3 separate regions of the Mus musculus genome follow, and regions 1 and 3 are each linked to region 2. A link is a loop called in an ENCODE intact Hi-C map of the cell type or tissue named here. Cell type or tissue: heart. All regions are shown on one strand. Each heading gives the region's core, and the rest is flanking DNA. Links, peaks and the distances in the headings are about the cores only.

Region 1 (10,198 bases), core at 1,004-9,003, 84 kb after region 2:
TTCAGAGTCCTGGATCTCAGTGCTGTGTCACCTGTAATTAATCTCTGTCCTTTGGAGGCTTAAGGATTACAAATATAAAGGGAGCTGGTTCTTAGTGAGACTATGCAAACAACAACAACAGCAACAAAAACCATACCACAAATACCGCCACCCACAAAAACAAAGCAAACTAACAAACCAAAAAAATAACATAGCTCAGTAATTGTCTATTTAAAAGTCACCACCCTGCTGGACGGCGTACACCTTTAATCCCAGCACTCGGGAGGCAGAGACAGGCGATTTCTGAGTTCGAGGCCAGCCTGGTCTACAGAGTGAGTTCCAGGACAGCCAGGGCTACACAGAGAAACCCTGTCTTGGGGGAAAAAAAAAACAACCCCCCCCCAAAAGGCCACCTGTAAGCAGCCTCCATTTCTGCCGCCTGTTATCATCTAACACTGGTTGGCTGTCTCTCTTCCTTTGCTAAGATGAAAGCACCATAAGAGCAGGGACTGAGCCTTTGCTCTTCATACCAGTGTTTCGGCGTTTACCAAAATGTGTAATCTAATACACGGGTTAGTAATCTCCTAGTCTGTATCACTCATCTTTCTCTCTGTACAGTGTCTCAGCGCCTGGCTAGCTTTAAATTCAAGCTTATCCTACCTAGTCTCCTAGAGCTGATTACCAAACCCAGCTCCTGGATGCTAATTCCATAAGGGACAAGGACTGTGAATGTCTTAGTTTCCTGGAGTCCTTCAGAGGATGAGACATTTAATAGTTGTTGATGTTTGCTTACTATACCCCTGTATTAGAAAGCTAGAATGGTACCAAGAAGCCATGAAGGAAATCTTCAAGGAGACAGTAAATTACTGCTATGAGGTCTTCTCTTGCCATCCATCACCTCTTGGCATTCATGTGTCCTTTGTTCTACTATTGGCCCTCTGCATCTTTTAGAACCCACCTGGAAGAAATGCTTTTAGAAAAGGCTTCTTAAATTGCAGAGTAAAAGAATCAGAATAAGGAAAAATTAGTTTAGTATTCTTCTTCATTGTAAAATCATTTAACATATGTACTTTTAGAAGAATGATTCCCATCTCATCACAGGTAACAAGCATTCATAAAGGTGGTTATAGAAAGGCCAAAGTCTCCCCCAAAGAAGAACTTGGTGAAAAAGAAAAGAATCAATTCATATCCTGCATCTGTGTAGTTGGAGGCAGGGAAAAGAAGAGATGGAAGAGGAAATCTTTTCTGTGTAACTGTTTCCTTATAAAGATTTCTTAAAGATCATATCAGAAGTATGTAACCTAGCCCAATAATAAAAGGCAGCTAACGGAAGAAAAATACCCATTTCTGTAATTATCTTTATCACTAATGGAACTTAATTCCTCTAAGGAGTGACAACTGATTAACTAAATTAAGGTTGATTTTTAATTTTTTCTTTGGCCAGGATGGAAATACAAAACCCTTTTTCCTTCTCTGTAGCATGAATATATCTTATTCCTACTGACAAACCTCTAGACTCCTTAATTAAACCTCTAAACTTTAACTGGCTATTTTAATAATTTTTTTTCTCAGCACTAACTCTTTTTTTTTCCCCGAGATAGGGTTTCTCTGTGTAGCCCTGGCTGTCCTGGAACTCACTTTGTAGACCAGGCTGGCCTCGAACTCAGAAATCCGCCTGTCTCTGCCTCCCAAGTGCTGGGATTAAAGGCCTGCGCCACCACTGCTGGGCTCTTTTTTTTTTTTTTTTTTTTTCTCTAAAAGAATGAATTCTCTATAAAATAAAAACACAAGTAACTGCTTGGTCAGGCAATTATCAAGTACCACCACCTGCAGAGGAGGATCCAAAAGTATGCTTGCATAAACACAAATGGTAACTCACAAAGAAAATGCTAGTGAGCAACTTTACTTAAAAATAAACAGGGCTGGCAATATGGCTCAGGGGTTAAGTGCACTGACTGCTCTTCCGAAGGTCCCTGAGTTCAAATCCCAGCAACCACAGGGTGGCTCACAACCATCTGTAATGGGATCCAATGCACTTTTCTGGTGTGTGTCTGAAGATAGCTACAGGGTACTCATATAAATGAAAATAAATAAATCTTTAAAAAAAAGCAAAAAACAAAAAAACCAGGGCTGATTGAGACTATAGCTCAGCAGGTGCACATATGTCTAGTAGGGCCAAGCAAGGTTCTAGTTCCATATCCAGAAAAGGAATAAATTCATTAGTGATTAGTGCCACATTAATCTAATAATTTGGATTTTAAAATTCACAAAGCCATTTTTTTTAAAGCTCCTTATTTTTTTATGCAGGGTTTAAATGTAAGACTCTTAAAACTGTGACTTAATATCAATTCTTTAGTGATTATTTTTCTGTGTATATGGTAGGCTAGGTGTATCTGCGCGTGTGAGTGGGTGGCAGGGCAGGCATCTTCATCGATGGCTCTCCTCCATCTAATTTTTGAGACAGGGTCACTGCACTGACCCTGGGGCTCATGGCTTTTCAAGTAAGTCCCACGGATCCTTCTGTCTCCACCTCCTAGTGTGGGGCTATAAGTGTGCATCAACAGAACTGCCTTTTTACGTGGGTGCTAGGGATCTCAACTCAGGCCCTCCTGTTTGCAAGGCAAGCAAGTACTTTATCCACTGAGCCATCTCCCTAGTATCTTTAGTAATTATTTTATGTTTTCCTTTTTACATTTTAACTTCTTAATTTTACAACCTACAACTGGCAATATAGGTGAATTTTGAGTGGTGAATTGCTCTCTATAATATTTAAATTCCCATTTCAATCTGGAGAAACAATATAAAATACATGTAAAATATTCCTTAATATGTTGAGGCAGGGGTAGGGTCTAATCTACCTCATTCAGAGGCCAGAACACTTGTCTGGCATGTGCAAGGTCTTATATTCCATCCGTGTGGGTGGGGGAGGGGCATACTGGAGCAGAGCTGAGGGTGGGATGGTGTGGGAGCAACAAGGTCACACCATAAGTCCCCAACCCGCACCTCAAAATACTACTATTTTCAGACATGAACTCACTAATACATTAAATTCTTGAAAGGTGGCAACTAAGATCGACCTTGGCTATTTTTATCAAGCGTACATAATCTAAGTAACATTACCCCTTTGGATTATCTAGCACTTGGTTGTGACCATTTGCCAAATAGGTTGGCTAAATGGTCAAGCAAGACAATTCAAACTAGCTGAAGCAAGGCAACACTGCTAACAGAGATTTGGCTTCATGCTCTCACTTCTCAGTGCCCACAGGCAAATTTCTCTTCTGCCCAATTGTGGTTTTCCCAAACTTTTCCCTTGCTCCCAAACCGGCAATCAATTAAGGAGGCATGATTTCTGACAGTACATACATTTTAAAATAGGGACAGGTCAAAGCAAACAGACCTACAATTGGAAGAACTGTAAAATCAATGCCTGTAAACAAACAAACAATAAATCTTTTTTTATACTCTTTTGTCTACCATTTTTGCCCCTAAGGAACACAAGAAACTAAAATTTTTTTTTAAATATAAAGAACTGCTAAACAATTCTGATGCACACTGTATCAAATGTTACCAGGCTAAGAGGATCTTATTTGATTATGAGGTTAAAAAGTTACAAACTGTCCTTAACATGAATAATCATTAAGTTGGTTCCCATCCCTGGCCTTTTCAAATAAATACCTCAACAAGCAAACTTCAACACGCTGGTACCACAAAGAGAACCCAGTAGTTAAAAGTAACTCCAAACTATCTACAATAAATCTCAGGATGACTCAAAATCCTAGATCCAAGCTCAAGTGCGTGTCCTATCTTGTCTCTCAGCTCACTTTCCATCCCGACTTGTGCGGGAGTAAGGCAGAGGCCACCCACACACAACCTAAGTAGATCTCAGGTCTCCCAAACATGCCCATTTCCGGTTTTAGTCTCTCCAGAAACCTAATCCAATTAACTCTAATGAGCCAATAGCTAATAAAATAACTCCTAAATTAAAATTTCAGTTTATGACGGCCGCTAGAACTTAAGGGGTTACTAAGAGTGTCGATGAAACTTGCAAACATGGGTCCATTTTTTGGAGATAATTACTCTTTCAAATCACAAGGTCTACTAAGCCTTTCTTGTGTGCAGAGGCCCTCCGGGGTAATAAGACCGGAAGTCGGGGCAGGTATTGTTGATACAGTAAAACAAAACAAAGCTTCCCCCCTCCCAGCACACAAACAAACAAACAAACAAACAAAAAACCCCATAACCTCAAAAACAACTTCCCGAGAGCACGCTCACCCCACCCTCATCACGAGCCCCGAGAGAGGAGGGCGGGCGGCCAGGGTGAGAGTCCTGGGGAAAGGTCGGAGACAGGGCAGCGCCGCGCGGCTTGCGGCCTGCAAGCCCGAGCCTGCAGGTGGGGCGTGCGGGAGGCGCCGCGGGGCCCGCGTTTACCTGCGGCGAAGTGGAGCGGGGTGGACTTCCTGCCCGCCGTGTCGCGGCTGTTCACCTTCTCGGGCGTCACCAGCCTCTTGACTCGCTCCACGTCCCCGTTGCGGCAAGCCTCGAACAGCTCGCGGGCGGACGGCTCCACGGCCTCGGCCCCGGCGCTCGCGCAGGCCGCGCCCCCGCCGGCGCAGCGGCGGCCAGACATGATCCGGGCCGCCGCCGCCGCCGCCAGCAGCAGCGCCAGCAAAGGCAGCAGGAGCCCGGGCCCCGCGAGCAGGAGGGCGAGGCCCCCCGCAGGAGACGCGCTCAGGGCCCGGGCCGCTCCGCTCCCCGCTGTCACCAGAGTCGGCACGGTCCCATGGCCGCGTCGCCGCGCGCCCCCGGCTCGGCTCCGTGAGCCCCGGCTGCCCCACCGCGGTGGAGGCAGCGCGAACCCGCTCGCCGAGCCCCGAAGCGACGCGACGGCGGAAGCGGCCGAGACCACTCCTGCCAGCTCGGTCGGGTCCTGGGAGCGCGCGTGACGTCGGCTCGCGCGTGCGCAGTGGCTGCTCTCCGGCCGGGCCAGTTTGGGCAAGCGGGGCCGCGCGGAGGGGTTTGTGGGAAATGTGCAGGGAGAGCCTTTGGCTGCGGAAAGAGAAGGGGCTTCGGCCCACCGCCATCTTTACAGAGCCTCTGCTAAAAACGAGAGGTCTTGCTGCCTTTTCTTTTATTAAAGCCTACACTTCTCGAGACGAGTTTCATTGCTCAGACACCGAAGACGAATCTTGGGAAGTTTTGTTCTGATTATGCATTTTCTTGTGCAAGTTTTAGCGTGAAAATCTCTGCAGTGTTGCTTCCGTACCTTCCCCCTGGGAGATTTCTCACCCCTTCCCCCTCCTGCCTTCTTTACAGTGTCTCTTCCCTTAACTCTCCGCATCTGCTTTTGTTTTTCTTATAAGCGTTTTCTCAGAAATGAATCCGTTACGCTTACTGAGAAGTTTGGATGAGCGGCCCCCAGATAAATCAAGAAAGCGAAGAAAGTTCATCTCAATTCTAAAGCAACAATTGGGGGGTGGGGTGGCTGTGATTAGCTCCGCTTCCCATAGTAAATTATTAGCTCAGCGCTGACGAGGATCTATACATAAATCAGCATTGCACCGGATGTGGTCGAGGTGCTGATACAAAGCATACACATCAAAGTTTTCCGAAGTTTCTCTCTCTCTCTCTCTGATCAAAGAATACAAGTGCACAATTCATTTTCGTGTTTATTGTGTTTTATTAAAAAAAAAAAAACAACAACAACAAGGATGTGTTTTGTAGAGCCAGGTCTGGTAAGGTGGGAAGGATTCCTGGGCAGGCCCATGCTGAAACATCCCTTTCTTACCCCTGAGGTACCAGCCATACGGGTGTAGTGTAGAATCGAGTTTATTTAGGGCATGGGAAGGGGAGTAGAGAAGAGAGTAGAGGCAGAGAAGGACAGAGGAAGAGAGAAAAAGAAGAGAGGCCGGCCAGGAACACGTGGAGAGAGACGGGGGAGGGGGGATGGGAGAGAGGGAGAAAGGGGTTAGGAGAAGAGTCTGAGAGAGAAGGGGGACAAACAGCCAGGCCTACCTGGCTGTTGCCAGGTAACTGTTGGGCGGAGCCTGGAAAGAATGTTAGCTGTGTTTAAGGTAGTAGTGACATCTTGTTTCAGGAACCCGAAAGAAAGGAATACAGAGATTTTGCTTGCAAGAAAGTGCTGACTTTTGGCACGCTGACAAGCATTTCCCCTGTGAATTACTTAACCTGTTTTTCAGGAAATCCAGTTTTTGTTAGGGAGCGTTGACTCACTTCTGTGGGAGAAAAGCAGGGACACTTCTTGAGCATTTTAGTAAATGTACCTTCTTATATGTTTATTCCATTATGTTCTTAGACTACTTAGTGTAAATTTAAATTGATCCCTATTACTAAATAACTATTCATGAATATACCTAAGGATTAGAACCTTACTACTATGATTGTCTCATTTTTCTTCATTTCATCGACTTGCCAAATATATTCCCAATTTTTATAATTTTTTATTTAGTGATTTCTGCTTATGTATTTCCTCCCAATATGTGTATCTAAACAACATCATACAGCATCACTTACTCACTGATCTATCTCCTCAACCCTAACTGTTTTTGTTTTTTTCTTTTTTTCTTTTTCGAGACAGGGTTTCTCTGTGTAGCCCTGGCTGTCCTGGAACTCACTCTGTAGACCAGGCTGGCCTTGAACTCAGAAATCTGTCTGCCTCTGCCTCCCAAGTGCTGGGATTAAAGGCGTACAACACCACAGCCCAGCCTAACTTGTTTTTAAAACACTTGATTACTAGAGAAATGAAGTTAACAAAGAAACCATATTAGGATGGCTGTTCTAAAAGCAAACAAACAGCAAACAACAAATGTTGGTGAGATGGACAAATTAGAATCGTTTTGGCACTCTTAATGTGATCATAAAATGTGTATTATTACAGGAAACACTTGGTAGTTCCTTACAAAACTAAACATTGGGACTGGAGAGATGGTCTAGTGGTTCAGGGCACTGTTTTACTTAGGACCTGAGTTCAATTCCCAGCAGCTACAAGGTGGTGCACAATCATATAGCACCAATCCTGGTATCTGTGGCCCTCAGCAGGCACAAACATGGTGCAGACAAAACACCCAACATAAAATTAATTAAAAATTAATTAATTAAAAATTTCAACATAAAGCTACCATCTTCTCTACTTCTGGGTAGATATAGTCAAATAGTTTGAAACCAGGATCTCAAATCGTTCTGCAATCGTGTTCATAATACAATCCTCACAAAAGCAAAGAGTTATAAACAATCCAATTGTTCCATGAATGGATGACTATGAAATGTGATGAATGCATATCAAGGAAGAACATTCAGGCTTCAGGAAAGAAGGAATCTTATCTTGTGCCCCAACATAGGTGATTACTGAGGGCATAATGTTAAGTAAGAGAAGCCAGCTTACAAAGACAAAACGGGTTCACTTGTATTCCTGCAGAGAGCTGCCTTAGCAAAACACCACAAAATAGATGTTTTAAATTCCTTTAAAAAAAAAAAAGTGGGGCGTGGTGGGGTGCACGCCTTTAATCCCAGCACTCGGGAGGCAGAGGCAGGTGGATTTCTGAGCTCGAGGCCAGCCTGGTCCACAAAGTGAGTTCTAGGACAGCCAGTGCTACACAGAGAAACCCTGTCTCGAAAAACCAAAAAAAAAAAAAAAAGAACAATATGAACTAACCAGTAGCTCGTGTCTCTAGCTGCTATGTAGCAGAAGATGGCCTAGTTGGCCATCATTGGGAAGAGAGGCCCCTTGGTCTTGCAAACTTTATATGCCCCAGGGCCAAGAAGTGAGAGTGGGAGGGTAGGAGAGCAGGGGGCGGGGGGTGGGGTGTGTATGGGGGGACTTTTTGGATAGCATTTGAAATGTAAATGAAGAAAATACCTAATAGAAAATTGGAAAAAAGAAAAAAGAAAAACGAAAAAAAAAAGTTAGATCAAGATGTTGGTTGGTGTTTTGGTTTCCTCAAAACCCTTTTCCTTGGCTTATAGATGGCTACCTCCTCACTGTACCTCACTCGATCTTTCCACTACATGCACATCTTGTTTCTTTAGTAAAATTAAGCTAGATAAGCTAGCTGGGAGATAGCCCAAGCTAAAGACCTAGGCTTTTTATAATTATTAATAAGTCATCTCTTACTCTTGCCTTCTTGCTCCCACTCTGTCCTCTCACCCCTTCCCCACCCCACGCCCTATTCCCCTCTCCCCTCTCTTTCCACGTGCTCATGATTGGCTGCTTCTTCTTCTTCTTCTTCTTCTTCCTCTTCTTCTTCTTCTTCTTCTTCCTCTTCCTCCTCCTCCCTCTTCTTCCTCTTCCTCTTCTTCTTCCTCTTTCTCTCTCTCTCTCTCCTCACATCCCCCCTTTCTCTGTGTCTACTACCTTCTCAACTCCCCTCCCATGCCCTGAATAAACTCTATTCTATACTTTAAAAAAAAAAAAATTGGGCTGGTGAGATGGCTCAGTGGGTAAGAGCACCCGACTGCTCTTCTGAAGGTCCAGAGTTCAAATCCCAGCAACCACATGGTGTCTCACAACCATCTGTAACAAGATCTGATGCCCTCTTTTGGAGTGTCTGAAGACAACTACAGTGTACTTACATATAATAAATAAATAAATCTTTAAAAAAAAAAGAAAAAATTAGTAAGTCCATGTGTCATTATTTAACTGCTGATGGGTTCAGAGAGTCCTATTATAGAACCTGATTCATACCATAAGATTATAAAGTGGACAAATTGACAGAATAATTGTTAGGCATTGGGGAAGGGATGGAATGGGACTATTTAATGATCATAGAGTACTTACTTAGGGTTTCTATTGCTTCAACGAAATGCCATGACCCAAAAAGCAAGTTGGGGAGGAAAGGGTTTATTCAGCTTATACGTCCACAATGTTCTTCACCACAAAAGAAGGTCAGGACAAGAACTCAAACAGGGCAGAATCCCTGAGGCAGGAGCTGTTGTAGAGGCCATAACGGGTGATGCTTACTGGCTTGCTCAGCCTGCTTTCTTAATAGAACCCAGGACCACCAGCCCAGGGATGGCAGCCCACAATGGGCTGGGCTCTTCCCCATTGGTCACTAGTTGAGAAAATGCCTTACAGCTGGATCTTATGGAGGCATTTCCTCAACTAAAGCTCCTTCCTCTCTCATTCTAGCTTGTGTTAAGTTGGTACACAAAACCAGCTAGTGCATAGAGTTTCCGTTTTATAAGATGAAAAGTTTCTGGAGATCAGCAGATTATGTAACAATACTATTAAATTATGTGCTATATAATTTGGTGAAGATGGGGGGCAGTAAAGTTGAATACATCAGTCTATTTATGATACAAATACTCTAGTGTGAGGCTCTAATTTTGATCCCTAGAGGAGGAAGGGGAGAGGGAGGGAGAAAGAAAAAGAGAGAGAATGCTGGAGCTGGTGCTGTAGGGAGGTGAGGAGGTACTGCTCAAGGGGCGGGAAAGCACAGTCTGGTGTGGGGAAGCCAGGGTTGGTTTGGGGAACCCTGGGCCTGCGACAAGGCCTGGGCCGTGTGTTTCTCAGGCTGTTGGACATCCAGGTGCCACTGGGAATCTCAGAAGAGCAGAGAGTGGAGTAGGGGGCAAAGGGCTGGGGACTTTGTCTAGCCCAGGGGCTGAGGCAGGGGTGGGGGTGGGGGGAGCTCAGGCTTGTCCAAGCTGGGATGATTGTCCTTGGTGGTTGGCTCTGTGATGATTGTGGCTGGGAGCTCAGAGAGGCCTTTTACAGAAGGTTAGGCTGCGGCTCTATAGGCAAAGGCCTTCTTGGTGGTTCCCCACATCAGATCTCTATGAAAAGCAGTTTATTGTCATGGCAGAAAATGGATTCATGAAACCATTCCCCACTTCTCAGGGTGGATCTGAGATTAAATACATTTTACAGGGAGAAATGTCTGGGAAGGGAAGCTTATTGGCTAAGCCCTCTAGGCCTCTAGGGACCTCATTAGCATGGAGAACTCTGTTTTGAGCCTACATGACCATAGGACACTTTTTTTTTTAATGTGAGAAGCATGACCCATGTTTCAAGTTGTTTCATGTCATTTTGTTATGTAATCTAGAGAGGAGTGACCCCAAATTGCTGTGTGTGCTCATAAGAAGGAAGGGGTGCAAGGCCATCCCAGCCCCTATGAACAAACATGTGATGGAAAGTGGGAGAAGAGAAAATAGCCAGTGTGTGCACTATGGAGAGAGATGGTGGTGACGGGTGAGAGAGACAGAG
Region 2 (10,198 bases), core at 1,346-9,345:
TGACTACTAGACCTATACATTTCTTGAGGATCCATGTATATCCCCAGTTTATAGTGGCTGTAGAAACACACTCTGCCTTACTCCCCTGATTTGATACCAGCTCCACTCAGTCCCTGAGCCAGAGCCACCTCTTGAAGTTCTTGGAACCAATGGTCCCTGCCTATAAGACCTCTCAATGCGAGGGAGCTGCCCCCTTACAAAGCCAGGACCTTGGCCAGGCTCAAGTGCTTGACAGATTACCAGAGATTGTGCTTTGGGATCTGTGATGGTGGTTGGAGGGGTTAAGACTAAGGTGCTTGTGCTTAGTAAGGGGTGTGAACGCCCCTCTATTTGGCTACCCAGAGCTAAGGAACATGGGCCTGGCCAGACCCAGTACCTGCAGCCTTGCCATCAGATATTAGAAGGGACAGCAGTGAGTTAGAGGGAACCGCTGGACTGGAGACAGTTCTCCAGGTGGACTCAAAGGCTCTGCCCCACCTTCTCCAAGCCTACAACCTCTTTCTTCCTAAGAGGCAGCTAGAATGCACTTGGGAGAAGAGAGAAGAAGGTCAGTCAGGGCCAGGAAGGAAACTGAAAGGGTAGGAGGACATTAATGGAGGAGAGTAATAAAGCCACTGTATTCACACGTGAAACTCAAACACTCAAGAGCATAGTCTGGGAGAGCTACAGAATAAAAAGGAATGTCGAGAGAAAATTCCACAAACCACCCCCCCCCCCCAGCAGCAGGCTCAGACAAGTGGAACCCAGAACACTTGAAATGTACTCTCAGAGGAGGGAAGAGTTGTTATTCACAGCCCAGGGCTGATGGGGTTGGACCTCCCTTGGAAAGATTTTATTTCTAGTCCTGTGTATGTGTGGCAGTATGTACATGTGAGTACAGGTTCCACCAAGGAGAGAAGAGGGTGACAGTGATGGGCCCCTAGAACTGGAGTTCAGGTGGCTTTGCTGCTAGGAACCCAGTTCTGCTTCTCTGCTAGAGCAGTACAGTAAGCACTCTTCACTCCAGCTATAAAAGGTTACCTTATGCTATTTTGTGGTTTACTTCTTTACTAGTTTTTAATACAGTCTTGCTGTTTCTCAGGCTGACCTGAACCTCACTATGCTGCCCAGTCTAGCCTTGAGTGTGTGCTTCTCCTGCCTCAGCCTTTAGTGTTGGAATTACAGGCATGAGCCACCAGGCTACTCCAGCTCTGCTTCGTTTACCATGCTTTTGAACTTATCTTTTTTATTTATTTGGTTTTTTGAGACAGGGTTTCTCTGTGTAGCCCTGGCTGTCCTGGAACTCACTCTGTAAACCAGGCTGGCCTTGAACTCAGAAATCCGCCTTCCTCTTCCTCCCAAGTGCTGGAATTAAAGTCATGCACTACCACTGCCCGGCTCTTTTGAAGTTATCCTGATTTTTCTGTGTGCCCTTCCCTTTTCTTCTTGATGTTTGTGACATCTGTGGATCTAGCTCATAATTTTAATGTAATTGAGAATAAGGCCACAAGATGTCAGACTTTAGCTGAAAAATCTATCAAGAGCCTTCCAGCCCTTGATAATATCAGAGCATTTGGTGGGCAAGGAGGTGTATCTGTAACTACTTTTGGTACTTTACATGAGAGAATGTTTTTCTGAAATATTTATTTATTTATTTATTTATTTATTTATTTATTTATTTATTTATTTATTTGGTTTTTGAGACAGGGTTTCTCTGTGTAGCCTTGGCTGTCCTGGAACTCACTTTGTAGACCAGGCTGGCCTCGAACTCAGAAATCCACCTGCCTCTGCCTCCTAAGTACTGAGATTAAAGGCGTGCACCACCACCGCCTGGCTTTCTGAGAAATTTAAATACATCTGTGAAATGTATTATGAAACTTTCGTTAAGAGTTCCTGTTTTTTTATCATTAGTGTTCCTTAATGTCATAGGTACCAATATGTTTTTATTAAAAATTTAACTGGTATAGCCAGGCAATGTGGTGCATATCTTTAATCTCAGCACTCTGGAGGCAGAGACAGATATATCTCTGTGAGTTCGAGGCCAGCCTCGTCTACAAATCAAGTTCCAGGACAGCAAGGGCTATTACCCAGAGAACCCTGTCTCAAACATGAAAAAAACAAAACAAAATGGTATAATTAATACCAAAATTAGATAAGGAAATTAAGTGCTGAGAGGTGAAAGGCCTTGAACACACTAAGCAAGTCCTCTACCAGTGAGCAACATTCCTGTTCCCTAGAGAAATAAAAGCTGTAACAAAACAAATCAAAACCACTTTATTATTACTTGTGTATAATGGAGGGGCTTGTATGCACTGATCAGAGATCACAGGACAACCTTGTGAAGCCATTCCTCTCTGCCCTCACATGGGTCTCCCCAGCCTCTTGGCAATATACTCTTTTTTTTTTTTTTTTTTTTAAAGATTTATTTATTATATGTAAGTACACTGTAGCTGTCTTCAGACACACCAGAAGAGGGCATCATATCTCGTTACAGATGGTTGTGAGCCACCATGTGGTTGCTGGGATTTGAACTCTGGACCTTCGGAAGAGCAGTCGGGTGCTCTTACCCACTGAGCCATCTCACCAGCCCCGGCAATATACTCTTAAAGTAAAAAAAGACCACATACTATGGAGCTAAAAGTGAGATGAATATAAAATCCCAAAGCTTAAAAATAACTTTGCTTAAAATACAAGGTCACAGTCAGATACACAATAAACTCAAGATCCAAGAGACCCTGTTTTTAAAAAGGGAGTCTTCTAAGATGGCTCAGCAAATTAGAGACTTGCTGCTAAACCTAACCACCTGAGTTGAATCCTTCAATTCTTGAGACTTGCAAGGTGGGAGGAGATAGTAGACTCCTGAAACTTGTCTTCTGACTTCCTCACGTATACTGTAGCATTTGAGCACACACACCAAGTAAACAATAAACAAATGTAAAATTCTCTTTTTATTTTATAAATGTTATATATATATATATATAAACCTTGGGCTGGCGAGATGGCTCAGCGAGTAAGAACTCTCTTCTGATGGTTCTGAGTTCAAATCCCAGCAACCACATGGTGGCTCACAACCACCCATAATGAGACCTGATGCCCTCTTCTGGCACATCTGAAGACAGCTACAGTGTACTTATATATAATAATAAATAAACCTTAAAAAAAAAACAAAACAAAAAAAATTTGCAGGTGGGTGGCGGTGGTGGCGCTTGCTTTTAATCCCAGCACTCGGGAGGCAGAGGCAGGCGGATTTCTGAGTTCGAGGCCAGCCTGATCTACAAAGTGAGTTCCAGGACAGCCAGGGCTACACAAAGAAACCCTGTCTCGAAAAACCAAAAACAAACAAACAAACAACAGCAAAATTAACCCAACCCAAATTCTATCCTCCTACAGAGGCATACAAAGAACAGATTACTACTTAAACATTACACCACTTGAATTTGTATTACTTTTCTACCACAAAGCAAATCATTCCTTTTAGGACCTTTGAGTTCTGAAAAAATATTTAGAACTAATCTATCATATCCCAAATAGTTAAAAACCAAAATGTCCCTACTTGGATGTACTGATGAAAATACAGAACTGAGTGACATGATAAATAGAAAGACTGAAAATAGTGGGGCCTTTGAGATGACTCAGTAGGCAAAGGCACTTGTCACCCCACCGGGCCCTACAAACTGAGTTGGATCTCTGGGGTACACACACACAGAAGAAATACATGCAATGCAAAACGAAAAAAACCAAAACAAAACAAAAAAAAACCTGCAAATAGCATCTGGTTCTGAATATTATTGTTTCATTTCATCTTTCTTAACTATATATAGACCAGATAAATATGTACAAGTTTCAAAAGGAAAGAAAGTTTTGTTAACATTTGTCTTATTTTCAGCGGTGAGAGCAAAATACAGCATTTTATATTTCATGTCACATGGCTGCTTCTATCACTTCCGCGTGCTTCTGCACGCGGGTGTATCTTCTGTGTGTGTTAGCAGTGGCCGAAACCTACTGAGAGAAGTCTGGGAGGGGCATGAAGGGGGAGGCCCCTTCTGTCCCATTGATAACAGGTTCATTCACAGCCGTTTAAAACAGACTAATCCCTTATGCAGTCATTCGCTCTACTCCAATAGGGCCCTTCCACCTCTTCTAGAATTCGGTAAGCTAAAAGTACATGTATCCGATTAATCTGAAATAATTTTGTAGACAGTTTGGTGACGGGTGGAGGGTGTGTGGTTGCGTGATCATTAAACTTCATTTTTCTATTTTAGTGAATGTTAAAAAACGATTCCTTAAACATTAAGTTGTTCCCTTAGGACAGACAGCTCTTTAAAGGGGCTTCTCCCTGCTAACTGAGAACACTGGTTTCGGGAAAGTCCGGTCAGGAGAGTTGGCAGGTTCCTGTGTCCAGGGAGAGGGCTGAGCGGGACTCATCCGTAGCCTTCATTCGCAGATCCTAGGATGCTCCTTGCCTCCTGTTGCCTGCGCTGAGGTCCCAGGAATCCCAGAGTGGCATGGCCAACGCGGGCATGAGTCCTCCGAGGCCGCGGGCGTCGCTCTCCCCGCTGACGCTGCTGTTGCTGCTGGGAGGCTGCCTCCTCTCGGCTGCCGGGAGGGACAAGGGGGCAGCAGGCAGGGAAGTGACCCGGGCCTCCCGACCCACGGTCGGCTCCTCCGGTCGCTTCGTGAGTCCAGAGCAGCACGCGTGCAGCTGGCAGCTCTTGGTACCCGCCCCGGGGACGCCGACTGGCGGAGAGCTGGCCTTGCGCTGCCAGACCCCGGGCGGGGCGAGTCTGCATTGCGCCTACCGCGGGCATCCGGAGCGCTGCGCGGCCACCGGCGCCCGGCGCGCGCACTACTGGAGACGGCTGCTGGGCGCGCTGCGCAGGAGACCACGGCCCTGCCTGGACCCCGCGCCGCTGCCGCCACGCCTGTGCGCCCGCAAGACGGCTGGCTCAGACCTGCACTCGCCCGCTCACCCCAGCCTACCCGCGCGTCCCAGCGAGCCGCCCCGGTCCAGGGCGCGGAGCCCGGCTCGGTCGCGACAGTCGGTGCGGTCCCCAAGCTCCCAGCCGGAAAAGAAGCCCTTGCTAGTGAAGTCCAACTCGGGCGGGAGGAAAGCGGGCTCAGACCCAGTTCCGGAGCCTCCTGCGGCGGCCGGATTCCAACCCAATGGGCTGGACCAGAATGCCGAGCTCACTGAGACCTACTGCACCGAGAAGTGGCATTCCCTTTGCAACTTCTTTGTCAACTTCTGGAATGGCTGAGGCTGCGGGCTGGCAAGGGGCACTAGGGGTAGGTGCTGAGAAGCAGAGGGTAGCGCAGCCGAGGCGGGAGATGTCCTTGGACAGGGAACCGGGATGGAGAATAAGCTAGTCGGCTAGTCGGGATTCCAAAATGGGTCAGGGGTCAGGGTAAGAAGAATCTGAAGCAGCTGGAGAGGGCTTTTGTTTTTTATTTTATGTTTATTTTTATTTTTTAAAGCATCTCAGCTCTGATTTAAGAGCAGAAGAAAAAGTGGAAACAAATAGATTTATATCAAGTATGGGAAAATTGTAGACTAGGGAGAGAAGCTGAGACTAGCAAGAATGAAGTGACTAAAGAGGTGAGAATCTTTCCTAGGAAGTGGGATACAATGTATATCAACACATTTTCATTAAATGTAACTGTGAGTAAGAACCTGAACCATGTTGAATATTTCAAGATCTTCTTGGTTTTCAACTTGAGAAAATGAATACCCACCCACCCCCCTTTCTGGATTGTTATGAACTCTGGGTGTGACTGGCATCACACTTTCTATGTAGATTAAAACCTTATAGGTAAATAATAAATCTACGACTGGATTATCAGGACAATTGCTTTTCAGTCCCTTTGCTACTTTTTAACTGAATTTTGAGCCTACTGTCCAGAAAAGTTCATTAACTACCTAAAATCAGAAGTGAATTTTAGAAGTTCAGTGCTCTCTAGATCTCCAAATACAAACAAAAACTCCAAGCCTTTAAATTTTGATTACTCTTTTTAAAATCAGCTAAAATGTAAACACGTATCTGGGTCATTTGGCCCTTCATCTCTTCTGTGATTAAATTTAAAATGTGTGTGTTTTTTAAATATGTTGTAACAACTGTCTTTAATTAAAAACAAAAAAAAAAACTGATTGGATTTAAAGAGTTGTAAAATGATGGAAATTCTGCTATTTCTTTCATTTGTTTATTTTTATTTTGTGGGTGTGTGTGAGGTTATGTACCCCGGGCATGGAGGATCCTGTGGGACAGACAAGAGAACATCCCATCCTTTAGAAATGGGTCTGAGATCTGCCACGTGGATGCTGGGAATTGTACTCTTTGGCCCCTACCTAGTCTACTAAGTATATATACCTTTATTTGAGCACCCCATCATCTGTGTGTGGGGTGTGTGTGTGTGTGTGTGTGTGTTCTTATATGTGTTTACATGCATGTATGCACACACAAAAGTCAGAGTATACCTTGCCTCCAGAGTTAGTTATCTCCCTCTACCATATGGGTCCTGGGGACTGAACTCAGGCCTTCTGCCTTGACTGGAGGCTCCTATGCCAACTGAGGTGACCTGTGGAGTTCCTAAACTTGTTTTAAGTTTTAGGTGAGATGCTTGTGCTCTGCAACCCGGGCAGGCCATGACATGAATGCTGCAATCTTCCTGACTCAGCTTCCAAGTGGCTGGGGTTAAAGGCATGCCCCACCATGTCCAGTTATCTTCTTACCTTATATTACCTAAGCCTGAGCCCAAGGCCAGTGGGAGCCCCACCCTCACCCTCCCAAGTAGAATACCTCTCTTTTTACTCTCTCCCTTTAAAAATGTTAGTAAGTGCAACAAATTCCTGGCCTTTTCTATTTGATCTGCCTCTGTGGCATAAAAACTATTTTATACACATTTTGTGTACTTCTGAACTCAAGCAATTGTTAGAACATCCAGATGGATCATACTCTGAGGGTAGACTTATGTGGTCACGTGTTGAGTAGCACTGATCCTTCGATAAAATTAATCATGGCCAAGGAAACTCAAGGTATCTGGAGACCATTCTCCAAAAGTATGGCCCAACAAACACAGTCTCTAAAAAGACGAGCAAAAAGCTTGCATCAATAAAAAGAATGGAAATAAATCTGTACTGTCCAGAACCGTGGCTAGAATCACACTTTCATCTCTCTGGGAAAGAGGACTACCAGGCCCTCCCAGGATGCCCTCTGATAGTCTAACAAATGTCTTTGTAAGAAAGAAGAAAAGACCATAGCTCTTGGACCAAAGTCTGTGTGTCCAAGAGCTGTGCCAGGACCCTGGCTGGGGAACAAGAAACAGCTGCTTGCAGTGGAAGGGAAGGGATCAGATCCCTCCATCTGTCTTTTGAATGACATTGGCGAAGTCCCAGTATCTCCAGGTCTTTTTGGAGATTGGGTTGGGCTAAGTCTGGGGTTTTTAAAGCACACTTATTGCCTTCTAGAATCATACGTGCAATTCTCCACAGACATAATAACTCGAATAGCAACAAATATAACATGTGAAGTACATGATGTAACCCAGGAGAGATGGCGGACTTCAAAGAGCCGGAGAAAAGACAACTGAAATGGTCAGGGAAAGGGAGGAGTGTTGTGTCTAGGACATCTAGACTAGTATGGAAGGACGCGCTAGACAGACAAGCGTCAGCTGGAAGAGGAGGAGGAGGTTCTGGGGAAGATGAATGATTTCCTCTGGGGCACCAGGCAGAGTGGAGGGAAAGTTGCCAGGGTACACTAGCATTTCCTTACTGTCAGGGCTGAGATCAGAAAGGGTCAATGAGGAAGGTGCTGGTAGCTCTGTCTGTGGGAGAAAGAGGAATTATCAAAGACACACAACCATCGTGTTCTAGTTCTGTTTTCAAAGTTACTCGGCACTCAGAAGGCAGAGGTAGGCAGAGGTAGGCGGAAGGAGAGCTACGAATTCAAGGCTGGCATGGTTTATACCGTGAGTTCTAGCCGATCCAAGGCTACTTGGTGAGACTCTGTCTCAAAAAAAAAAAAAAAATCCCTTAAGTTACTGGTCCTTTATAATTTTACTTAGCAGGCATGGGAAGTGGCTAAGCATAGTGTCTCAGTATGCTGACAATCTGCCCTGCATTCTTAACTCAGAATGCAAATTTGTACAAGAGTATTAGTAGGTTCATAAAATGCTAACCTTCTATCATATCTCATTGCCTACACATAATTATCACCTGAAAGGTCTGCTTTAATTTTTTACATTCTGTTGACAAAAAAAAAAAAAAACAACTCTGGGTTAAACTTTCCATTTTGATATTCTGCACAAAGTTCAAGGTTAAACAGGGTCCCCCAAAAGATTACCACAGAGGAGCAGTTAGCCAACTGTAAAGGCAGAAGTCTGTAATCCTAGCACTTAGGAGGTGGATGCAGGAGAATTATAAGTATGGGCTAGCCTGTGCTGCATAGTGAGCACCCCTGCCCCTCACAAAAAAAGAGGGCAGGGAAAAAGACTTGAACTATCATAAAACAGGCTTGATTGACACATGGAGAGCTAGGAACAACAGACCAACCTAGTGTAGTCATTGATACAGACCATATTCTGAACAAGACCAACTGCAACTCATCCTAAACAGCTTCAATAATGCAAAATCTGTTCTCTGATGAGAAAATAATTATGCTAGAAATCATCAGTAGTAAGAAAATCTCCAATCATTTTAAAAAGTGAACCAGGATTCCAAAATAGCCTGTGAATCTTTTTTTTTTTAAGATTTATTTATTAATTATTATATGTAAGTATACTGTAGCTGTCTTCAGACACTCCAGAAGAGGGAGTCAGATCTCATTACGGATGGTTGTGAGCCACCATGTGGTTGCTGGGATTTGAACTCCGGACCTTCAGAAGAGCAGTTGGGTGCTCTTACCTGCTGAGCCATCTCACCAGCCCATAGCGTGTGAATCTTAAAGGAAAGTTATATATATTTGAATATTGAATATATGAAATTGAACCTGAACATAACAAAATGTGTGCTTGTAGCTGAAGAAGTGCCCAGACATCATGTAAAGGGCATCTACTAGCAAAAAATAGTGCAGAGGTAGAAGAGAAACCAGATATTGTCAGGCTTTCTATCACCCAGTGTAGACTGCACAGTTTCAGGATGAGAAATCAATTCTGGGGTGGGGGGGCTACAGAGATGGTTCAGCAGTTGTCTTTTTTTTTTTAAAGATTTTATTCATTATTTTATTTATTATTATATGTAAGTACACTGTAGCTGTCTTCAGACACACCAAAGGAGGGCATCAGATCTCATTATGGATGGCTATGAGCCATCATGTGGTTGCTGGAATTTGAACTCAGGACCTTCAGAAGAGCAGTCAGTGCTCTTAACCGCTGAGCCATCTCTCCAGCCCCTCAGCAGTTGTCTTAGTCAGAGTTTCTATTCCTGGACAAAACATCATGACCAAGAAGCAGTTGGGGAAATGCCTCCATGAGATCAAACTGTAAGGCATTTTCTCAATTAGTGATCAAGGGGGAAAGGTCCCTTGTGGGTGGGGCCATCTCTGGGCTGGTAATCTTGGTTCTATAAGAGAGCAAGTTGAGCAAGCCAGGGGAAGCAAGCCAGTAAAGAACATCCCTCCATGGCCTCTGCATCAGCTCCTGCTTTCTGATCTGTTTGAGTTCCAGTCCTGACTTTCTTTAGTGATGAAAAGCAATGTGGAAGAGTAAGCTGAATAAACCCTTTCCTCCCCAATTTGCTTCTTGGTCATGATGTTTGTGCAGGAATAGAAACCCTGACTAAGACAGCGGTTAAAAGCACTGGCTACTTGCTCTTCCAGAGGTCCTGAGTTCAATTCCCAGCAACCACATGGTGCCTCACAAACATCTGTTGGGATCTGATGCCTTCTTCTGGTGTGTCTGAAGACAGCTACAGTGTGCTCATATAAACAAAATAAATAAAACTTAAAAAAATATTAGAAATCACTTCTGGATTAATTGGCTGCATGCCTGTGATCCCAGCACTTGCAAGGCAGAGGCAGGTGGATATAAGGCCAGCCTTGTTTGTGTAGTGAGTTCCAGGACAGTCAGAGCTACATAGGGAAAGCCTGTCTCATAAAATAAAATAATTAAATAAAAAAGAAAGAAAAGAAACCAACCTCTGGGCTGTTTTGGCTAGGGTTTGTTTAAGTGATGAAGGACCTGTTTTGTCTGTACAAGATGGGTGGGAAAGGAAGCAAAGGGAGGGGGA
Region 3 (10,198 bases), core at 1,146-9,145, 100 kb after region 2:
TTACAGACCATTGTGAATCATCATGTGAGTGCTGGGAATGAAACCCAGGTTCTCTGGAAGAGCAGCCAGCACCTTTAACTGCTGAGTCAGTGCCTGGATCCATCCTATGTGTTTTTCTTTCTTTCTTTCTTTCTTTCTCTCTTTCTTTCTTTCTTTCTTTCTTTCTTTCTTTCTTTCTTTCTTTTTCTACTTTGTTTTGCTTTTAGGGTGGATAAAGGTACAAAAGTATAACCCACAGTGAAAGTGTAAACTATAAGTGACACTCCATGGCTTCATTTTAACTTTATAAGTGTTTATTTGAGTGGCTACCTTAATCTAGTTCCATGATGTCATATATATATATATGTGTGTGTGTGTGTGTGTGTGTGTGTGTACACACACACACAAATCTATGCCATATATGTTATGTATGATCTATACTATATCCATCAAAATTATAAGTATATATATATATATATATGATATATATGCCTTCAATTTTTAATTATATGTGCTTATGTATACTTGTGTGCATGCATGTGTGCCATGTGTGTGCAGGTGCTAGCAGAGGTCAGAAGAGGACATTGGAGCCTGGAATTGGAGGTACGGGTGGTTGTGCACCATGAGGCTGCTGAAACTGGTCCTAATCATCTGCAAGATCAGTGAGCATCCTTAACTTCTGAGCCATCTCTTCAAGCTCCAAGAACAAGTGCTTTCTGATTTGACAACATAAACCATTACCCAAAGATGATTTATTTTTATTTTTATCTTTTTGTTCTCTTTTCTTTATTGGATTTTAAAAATATTATCTGCCTTTCACTGATCTTCTTGGGTATAACTTCATATTTTAGTTTTTATTTTTAATTTTTTTCAGTTGGAGTTCTTTTTCAGTATTTAAATACAAAAAGTGAGCGCTGACTTCTTTTTTTATACATATGCAGGTCTAAGAGCCAAACTGTACAGAGGAAATGAGGGCCTGCTCTGCTCAGCGCCCCTCTGGCTAAAGCTACAGCTAGCTTCCCTTCTCTCCAGCACACCCAGGGATTCCTGGTGGCTGTTTTGTACTGTAGCTGTAATGGATTTTGTCAGTCCCACACTGTTTACACGTCTTAGCATTTCCATTCTTTAAAATAAAAAAAATGTTAATGGTCAGAGGTGTTTACTTCTTTCCCACAATGGGCACGTAAGAACTTCCTTAGGAGCTTTTACTAAGGGAACAGAGTGGAATGACCTCCACATGGCTGTACTCCAGCATCATGAGTGAGAACAGGAAGTGAGGGCGTTAGAAAGGGCTCAGGTGCACCTGGGGTCCCTCCGTGAGAAACAGAGAAAGTTCCCACCCGGTTCAAATAGATGGATGTGCCAAGGTTAAAAAAAAAAAAAAAAAAAAGAATAAACAGTCCAAACAAAGCTGGGCGTGGTGGCGCACGCCTTTAATCCCAGCACTTGGTAGGCAGAGGCGGGCGGATTTCTGAGTTCGAGGCCAGCCTGGTCTACAGAGTGAGTTCCAGGACAGCCAGGGCTACACAGAGAAACCCTGTCCCGAAAACCCAAAAAAAAAAAAAAAAAAAAAAAAAAAAATCCAAACAATAAGCAGTTCAAACAGAAATGAATTTCAAATTTCGCCTACCAGGACAAATACCGCAGTGACATTCTAGATCTTTCCAGGAAGTGGAAGTTCTAGCACTCCTCCTGACAGCCCCGTGTGAGGCCCTAAAAGTAAGCTACTGCTGGGCTTGCTACTGTTGCTCCGTTTGCAACTTTTCAAAGACAACAGGAAGAAGCAAGATCATGAAGGAAGAAGTGGTCCCAATCCACAAAGTCGCCCTGGAAAATCTGTAATCTTCTGAGCCACAAAGAGTGAGAGATTTAAGGTGGTCAAAGGTGGCTCGGGCGACTGACCAGACCATCTCAGGAAACAAACATCTCCATCAGACCCCAGAGTCTCTCCGACAGGGTCTCCTCTAGCTGCAGCGACGGCGGCGGCGGCGGCCATAGCTGTAGGCCTGTTTTTTTTTTTAAGTTAGGGTCTTAGCCATGATGAAATATCTGACAAGGACAAATTAAGGGAGAGATGGTTTATTCTGGCTCACAGTTCAAAAGAAATCCATCACTGCGGCGAAGCAAAGGCAGCCGGTCACACTGCACCCACAGTCAAGAGGCAGAAGAGTAAGGAATGCATGCTGTGTGTGTGCGTGTGTGCGTGTGCGTGTGTGTGTAGAACACATGCACGCGGGGGGCGGGGGCACGGTGGCTGGAAGAGGCTGTCAGATCCCCTGGAGCTGGAGACAATTGGGGAGCCTCCTGACATGGGAGCAAGTCTAATTGCCGAGTCCCTCCCTACTCAGCTCTTCTACTCCCTTTGTGGAAGTCCAGGAAGTCCCTCCCACAATTAAGATGGGTCTTCCCACATCAATTAACAATAAGCACTCCCCAAAGACATCCTCAGGGGCCCAGCCTTTCCAGATGGTAAAAGATTTTTGTCAAATTGACACTAGCCATCATAGACTACATAGGAAGAACACAGGGTCCTGGCGTCTTACACATGTGTGTCATTATACATTGTTCTCTTTCGTTTCTTACCCCACTGCTTTTCCTTATACTCCCTCCCGGTGCAGCAGCCGCCTGCTTGCCTTCCAGTCAGTCACGGGTTCGCTTTCCATCGCGACCAGTATTTCTCATCTTCCTTAAGATCTCTTCCTCCCCTCTTCTCATCCCCTTTCTAGTTTTGTGACATGCAAACATATATAACACACATAAATTTTGGTTCCATATATGACAGAAAATGGGATTTTTTTTCTGAATCTGTTATATTTTACTTAACATGATTTCCAGGTGTATCCTTTTTTTTTTTTTCAAATGGCATAATTTTAATTTTCTTACAGCTGCTTAAGATTCTATTGCATATGTATTATCAAATTGCTTTGTCCACTTCCTGGATGTTGTGAATATTGCAGTTGTAAACACGGTGTGCAAGTATGTTGTGGACTTCCAGTCCTTTGGGAATCTGTCCAAGAGTGGATAGATTAGATACGTCACATTTCTTTCGTTAAAAATTTTTATTTATGTATGTATATATTTATGTATTTATTTATTTTATGTATATGAGTACACTGTAGCTGTCTTCAGGCACACCAGAAGAAGCCATCAGATCCCATTACAGATGGTTGTGAGTCACCATGTAGTTGCCAGGAATTGAACTCAGGACCTCTGGAAGAGCAGACAGTGCTCTTAACTGCTGAGCCATCTCTTCAACCTTCTCTTTAAAACTTTTAAAGAATTATTTTAAATTATGTTCTCATTTTATTCATTCACTTATTTTGTGTGTGTGCATGTGTGTATATACCACGTGTATGTGTGTGCCCACAGAGACTTCACGTGTATGTGTGTGCCCACAGAGACTTGAAGAAGGTGCGAGATTCCCCGGAGCTGGGGTTATAGGCAGTTGGGGGGCCTCCTGACATGGGTACCAGAGCAACAAGCAGTCTTTAATTGCTGAGCCATTTCTCCAACCCCTTCAGCCCCCACTTTACATTTCTTTATGAAAAATTTCAGGGGACTGGAAAGATGGTTTGGCAGTGGAGGGAACTTGTTGACTTAGGTTTGGTTCCCAGTATCCATGTACTTTATAAGGTGATTCATATCCTTTCCTGACCTCCATGGGTACCAGACATGCATGTGGGCACATATGTACTTGCACAAAAAATACTTCTATACATTAAATAAACAAATCTAAAACAGAAAGAAAAAAGAAAGATGGATTGATTTCAGGGGCTGGAGAGACAGTTTTTTTTTTTTTTTTTTTCGAGACAGGGTTTCTCTGTGTAGCCCTTAGCCCTGGCTGTCTTGGAACTTACTTTGTAGACCAGGCTGGCCTCAAACTCAGAAATCCGCCTGCCTCTGCTTCCAGAGTGCTGGGATTAAAGGCGTGCCCGGCTGAGAGGGCTCAACAGTTAAGAGCACTTTATGTTCTTGCCAAGGACCCAGATTCAGTTCCCTACACCTTTGTCAGGCAGCTTATAACTGCCAGTAATGCCAGCTCCAGGGGTCTGACACTCTCTTATAGCCTCCAAGGGCACCCACGTGTGCATGGAGCATGTAGGCACACACAGACAAATACACAAATACATACATCCACACACAATACACACACAGATACAAATACATACATACACGTACATACACAAACACACACATACACAAACATATACACACACATCAATTAAAAAGTACATTTACAAATAGTTTCAATTTCAAACAAAACATCTCTTTTCTATTTTTTTTTTCTTTCCTATTTTGAGGGCACATTTAAACATATTTCCTTTTCCACCCAGTGTGAAGGCGTAAAAGAGAAGCACAGGTTGATACTTGCGTGAGAACGTCTATTAAACCACTGCGCATACGCCTACCTCTATAAAATGTAAGGTTTCAAATTACCAGAAGCCAGCATAGCGCTGACACTTCTTGGTGAAGACAGCCACCTAGTGGAAATAGGTCTACAAATATTTCAGGATCAGCAAATAAAAAATTTGAATGCTCAGCCCAAGCGCAAACTGCGATGCTGATTTAAGGCTGTTAAAGAAAATGGCTGGGCTGGGTATGGTGGCCTGTATAAAACTCTATATAGCACTCGGGAGGCAGAGGAAGGACGTCTCTGTGAATTCAGGGCCGGCCTGGCCTGTATAGTGAATGGTAGGCCAGACAGCTACACCTTGTCCGAACAAAACAAAAAAAAAAAAAACAATGAAAAGAAGGACTTGGGGATGTAGCTCAGCAGAAAAGTGGTCGCCTAGCACGTGCGAGACCTTCGGTTCAGTCTCTAGTACTAAATAATATAAGCCCCGACCCCCAAAGCAGTAAACAAAAGCCCCCAAACCCAGACAACAAAACAAAATCCACATTCAGATACTGCTTATCTTATGTCTGGATCTGAAAGTGGTGAGAGGAACTGGGGACTGGGGAGGGGCGAGGTGGGGCGGGGCGGGTAGAGTCTGGTACGGTGATCGGTGATCGAGTCCCGGTCGGTGCAGGGCGAGTTGGGGTGGTGCGGTGCGGTGTGGTGCGGGCATTGGCCTTTATTCCCCGTTTCAGGGAGTAGAGAGAGAGCCTTTAGATTAGAGAACAGCAAACGCAAGCGTTGCTTTGAGTCTGCACTGAGGTAGATGGGTTTTCCGAGCAGCTTGTTTACATTGCAGTGGTAGTGGTTGAACCCATGGTGTTCTAGGCCAGTGGTTCTCAACCTTCCTAATGCGGTGACCCTTTAATGCGGTTCTTCATGCCGTGGTGACTCCAACCATAACATTATTTCCATTGCTACTTCATAACTGTAGTTTGGCTATTGTTATGAATCATGATGTGTTTTCTGATGGTCTTTGGTGACCCCTGTGAGAGAGCGATTTGACTCCCAAGGGGTTGCGACCCACAGGTTGAGAACTGCTGTTTTAGGCGGCTGCCACTAACGTTTAGCTGCTGAGGTTCTCTTTCAATCACTGGGTTTTAGAATGCATGAACTTCAACTTTACACTTAAAACTTTATTAGCAGTTTAATAACAAAGGCTACTAAAATGATAAATAATATGACAGTCGGTTTGGTTATGAGTGCTTGAGCTAGGTCAGATTTTATATGCAGTTTTAAAAATTTTCTTTTTAAGCCAGGCATGGTGGAGCACGCCTTTGATCCCAGCACTTGGAGGCAGAGGCAGGTGGATTTCTGGGTTCGAGGCCAGCCTGGTCTACAGAGTGAGTTCCAGGACAGCTAGGGCTATACAGAGAAACCCTGTCTCGAAAAAACAAAAACAAAAAAGATTTCTTTCTAAATTAGAACTAATTCACAATTATGGGTCGTCAGAAATGGGGCGGCGGTGGGGGGGGGGCTGCAGCTTTTAGTGGTAGAACCCTCACCTTGAATTTACAAAATCCTGGGTTTTGTTCCTAAAAAAATGAAAGGGGCACACGTTTTGATAAGCTTTAATAGTTTGGGGCTTTTGGCTTGAATGTGAATCCAGAAATTTAGGAGAGATTCGCCCCTGGGCAGCACATCCTGCTCTGTCAGGGCAGATGGTGACACTCCAAACATCTGGCTGTGTGTAGCTCTAAGAAAGAATTTTGATGTTATGCTACAGAGTTTGATTGCATTTTTAATTTATTAGTATTCTTTTTTTAATATTTTTTATTAGGTATTTAGCTCATTTACATTTCCAATGCTATCCCAAAAGTCCCCCATACCCTCCCACCCACTCCCCTACCCACCCACTCCCACTTTTTGGCCCTGGCGTTCCCCTGTACTGGGGCATATAAAGTTTGCAAGTCCAATGAGCCTCTCTTTCCAGTGATGACTGACTAGGCCATCTTTTGATACATATGCAGCTAGAGTCAAGAGCTCTGGGGTACTGGTTAGTTCATAATGTTGTTCCACCTATAGGGTTGCAGATCCCTTTAGCTCCTTGGGTACTTTCTCTAGCTCCTCCATTGGGAGCCCTGTGATCTATCCAATAGCTGACTGTGAGCATCCACTTCTGTGTTTGCTAGGCCCCGTTTATTAGTATTCTTATTATGATCACGTATAATGTGCTCATTATGGCTTATGCAATTCGGCCTACTTGTTGAGCCTGAGGGTAACTTTGAAGAGGCCTTCTGCCTTTGCAAGGGTCCCTGAGCCTGAACTCCGGACAGCAGGCCTACAAGACAAGCGTGTCCCCAATGAAGGAAGCACCTCAGCAGCCTTGGTCACAGGGTTAAAATATACCTCCTGTACTGCGCATTTCTTTCTTGACAGAATGAAGCATTTATCTCTTGAAAATTTATATAATCATTTGCATCACCTGTCAATGAAAAAAAAAAAAAAACCTTTTGGCCTATAGGAAAGGATAGAATAGAAGGTGGGACATCCGGGAGACAAAGAATTCTGGGATAGAGCCAGGCACAGGAGATGTGAGGACACGATGCATTGTAACTGAGCACAAGTGACCAGCATGTGGCAGAATGTAGATTAAAATAAATGGTTTAATCTAAGTTATGATCTAGTCAGAGAAGAGCCTAGGTATATGGCCAAGGTATTTGTAAATGTATTTTGAGTCTGAGTCTTATTTCTGGGAGCATGGGGCTGGGAGGAAGACCCAGGGCCTGACTTCTACAGTCATTTTTTTCCTTATGAAATCTTAATGCTTTAAGTCTTTAAAATAAATATATTAATACTTAAAATACATTAATATATAAAATAAGATGGGCTGGTGAGATGGCTCAGCGGGTAAGAGCACCCGACTGCTCTTCTGAAGGTCCTGAGTTCGAGTCCCAGCAACCACATGGTGGCTCATAACCATCCGTAGGGAGATCTGACTCCCTCTTCTGGTGTGTCTGGGGACAGCTGCAGTGTGCTTACATATAATAAGTAAATAAATCTTTAAAAAAAATAAAATAAGATACAATAAGTACTTTAAAATAAGACGTTCCAGTTAGTCAGTGTTAGCTATAGAGCAGCAACTAAGGCAGTCACTGGAAGTTTGTAAAATGGCCTTTCCCAGCATTCTTGGAATCCAGAGGTCGGGCAGTGGTGGTGCACGCCTTTAATCCCAGTACTTGGGAGGCAGAGGCAGGAGGATTTCTGAGTTCGAGGCCAGCCTGGACTACAGATCTACAGAGTGAGTTCCAGGACAGCCAGGGCTACACAAAGAAACCCTGTCTCAAAAAACAAAAACAAAAACAAAAAAACAAAAAAACAAAAAAAAAAAAAAAGAAAGAAAGCATCTAGAATAACTTTTGCTACACTTTGCAGGCTGGCCTTCTGGACTGAATGAAGATCCTCCTGCCTCAGTCTTTCAAGTAGCTGGTAGCTCAGGCATACTTACCATGCCCAGCTCGCTTCAAACCGTTTGAAAATGTCTTCTTATCCTAAGCTTGTGGACAAATTAGATCCATCTTGATTATTGTCTCACTTTTCTTCTTCCTGTTTCTCATACTGCAGCAGTATGTCTGTTGCTGGCTATGCTTGTTCAATGTGCATGAACAAAAACCCTTTTATTATTTTTTTTTCCTCTGAACTCCATCTTGATTCCTGGGATATGGGTTTGAGAGTCATTGCTATAGACTTTGGCAAGTTGAGAGCTCACTAATAGCCTATGAAGAACTGAACGTTCCAACCACAGTCCGCATTGAGAGGGAAGCTGTCTTAGGGTTTCTACTGTTGTGACAAAGAACCATGGCCAAAATAGAAAGTTGGGGAGGAAAAGCTTTATTTGCCTTACACTTCCATATCGCTGTTCATTATCAAAGGAAGCCAGGCCAGGAACAGGGCAGGAACCTAGGGGCAGGAGCAGGTGCAGAGCCCATGGAGGACGCTGCTTGCTGACTTGCTCCTCACGGTCCAGGCAGTCGTCATTCCCCTCTGCTGGGCCCGTGAGCCAGGGCAGCTCAGGCAGAACTAATTCTGAGTGCTGTGACTGCAGCCCACAAGGGAAAGACTGTACTGCAGAACAGCCGGAGGGGCAGTGTGTGTGACTCCGCTCACCTAGAGATCGTTGGTCTAATGTAGAGACTTCTTAGGTAGCATCTTACTCATTTCCTTTACCTTGAAAAACAAACTGGTCTGAGGGAGGGTGGGAGAGAGGGACAGAGAGAAGGGGCGTGTGTCATTGGGATATATACTTCTATCAGCACTCTTAGAGAGGCTAAATCAGGGAGATTTGAGGTCAGTCCCAGCTACACTGGAAAACTCTGAACTCTCTAAAAACAAACAAACAAACAAACAACCTAGTCCAAAACAGTAGAAAATAAATGACATCCATCGCTGAAGACAGGAAGACAAAACACCGTGCTTGAGACTCTATGACACTAAATGTAGGGTTTGGGTAATAATTGAAAGCAAGTCCATTTTTTTTTGTTTTTGTTTTTTATTATTATTATTATTTTCTGGAAACATGTTGTAAACTAAAAGGGGGGCCCAGGGGAAGGGGGGAGGGAGAAAACCCACACCCTGACAGAGCTCCACCTATTCTCTGGTCAGTCAGGCATGGAAGAACTGCCATACACTTTCCACTCATCCCTGGGTGGGCATTAAAGCCTCTGACCCACTCTTCAGGGGGTGGCTAAGGGGCAGCCCTACCTGGGGACCCCAGAGCTACCTTGCTAAAGCCACCAGGGTTATAGGAGAGAGGGATGAGGGGTGAGGGAAGAGAGGTTCCCAACACCTGCGAGAGTGAGTGCAGCGGATCTTGATGAGCAGAGACTCTCTATGGTTTAAGAGCTTTATTATAGAAATGCAGGAGAAAGAGAGAATGGAGAGAGAGAGAGAGAGAGAGAGAGAGAGAGAGAGAGAGAGAGAGAAGGCTAGAGAGAAAGAGAATAAGAGGGAGAGAGGAGAGGAGAGGAGAGAGGAGAAGAGAAGACAAAGAGAGAGAAGAGAGGAGAGAATACAAAGAGAGGGGAGAGAGGGTGAGAGTGGGGGGTAAGAAGGAGACAAGTAAGAGAGCAAGCAGGGGCTGAACAGCCCTTTTTTATGGTCTTCATTGTTGCTAGGTAACTGTGGAGGAGTTTAGCCTGAAGGTCAGAAGCTTGGGCCATTGCCTACATGACTACTGACCATGCTTCTCTTGTGGGGGCTGTGGGGGGCAGTAACTTAGGCAGGAGCCAGAGTTCCAGGAGCATGAGGGAACACCTACCTTGTCATGAAGGCGAATTATCACCATTCCCGGGGTTCAGACCTCAGCTCAACTGGAGACCAGCTTGCAAATCTCCACAAAAACAGATTAGACAACCCAGGTGATAACTTGGAAGCCCAAGTGTTACTTTTAAATGGAAAATTGAGAATGATTTTCAAAATTCATACCAATCCTTAAAAAAGCATTCCTAAGAATGGATATGTGTGCACATGTGTGTGTGTGTGTGTGTGTGTGCAGGTGTAGCTATAGATGGTTAGAATGCTTAAAGTTTTTCTTTTTTCTGTTTTTATTGATGTACACTTTATATGCCTTAAAATGGAGCCGAGGACCTGGTTCAGTGGTACAGGTCTTGTTTGGTTTGTACAAGGCCTCGGCTCATTCCCTAGCAGCACACATACAAACACCACACACACACAATTTACATACAGTAAAATACATGCATCTTGGGGTCTGGAGAAATGGCTCAGTGGTGAAGAGCACTGTTGTTCTTGCAGGGGACACACGTTGCACTACCAGCTCTGACACTGGGCAGTTTACAACTACCTATACTTAGTTCCAGGGGCTCT

What was found. Hi-C counts contacts between places; a loop is a spot of excess contacts. Peaks named below come from ENCODE experiments on the same cell type or tissue, not always from the same donor. Only the 100,000 strongest peaks of a DNase experiment are listed, where the experiment ranks them.
Region 1: a loop joins it to region 2, with 2.1 times the contacts of the local background. A loop is called at or near these places in 5 of 42 quality-filtered maps.
Region 3: a loop joins it to region 2, with 4 times the contacts of the local background. A loop is called at or near these places in 20 of 42 quality-filtered maps.

What each region holds. Positions count from the first base shown.
Region 1 is chr19:36,828,946-36,839,143 of GRCm38, reverse strand. Tnks2 (tankyrase, TRF1-interacting ankyrin-related ADP-ribose polymerase 2) reads right to left here and starts at 4,912. Exons shown (of 27, transcript NM_001163635.1): 1 at 4,408-4,912. The coding sequence starts at 4,606. In heart, for the core only: no CTCF peak of the experiment used is centred there; DNase peaks (open chromatin) are centred at 4,933 and 6,023; H3K4me3 peaks cover 3,829 bases; H3K27ac peaks cover 3,412 bases.
Region 2 is chr19:36,913,503-36,923,700 of GRCm38, reverse strand. Fgfbp3 (fibroblast growth factor binding protein 3) reads left to right here and starts at 4,102. Exons shown (of 2, transcript NM_028263.1): 1 at 4,102-4,129; 2 at 4,424-6,151. The coding sequence starts at 4,485. The coding sequence ends at 5,237. In heart, for the core only: CTCF peaks have their summits at 1,490 (motif pointing right) and 4,550; a DNase peak (open chromatin) is centred at 4,700; H3K4me3 peaks cover 2,102 bases; H3K27ac peaks cover 1,824 bases.
Region 3 is chr19:36,810,398-36,820,595 of GRCm38, reverse strand. No RefSeq gene overlaps it. Among named protein-coding and RNA genes, the nearest start is that of Tnks2, 19 kb to the left of the region's middle. In heart, for the core only: a CTCF peak has its summit at 4,459 (motif pointing left); DNase peaks (open chromatin) are centred at 1,235, 1,935 and 2,295; H3K4me3 peaks cover 2,172 bases; H3K27ac peaks cover 2,048 bases.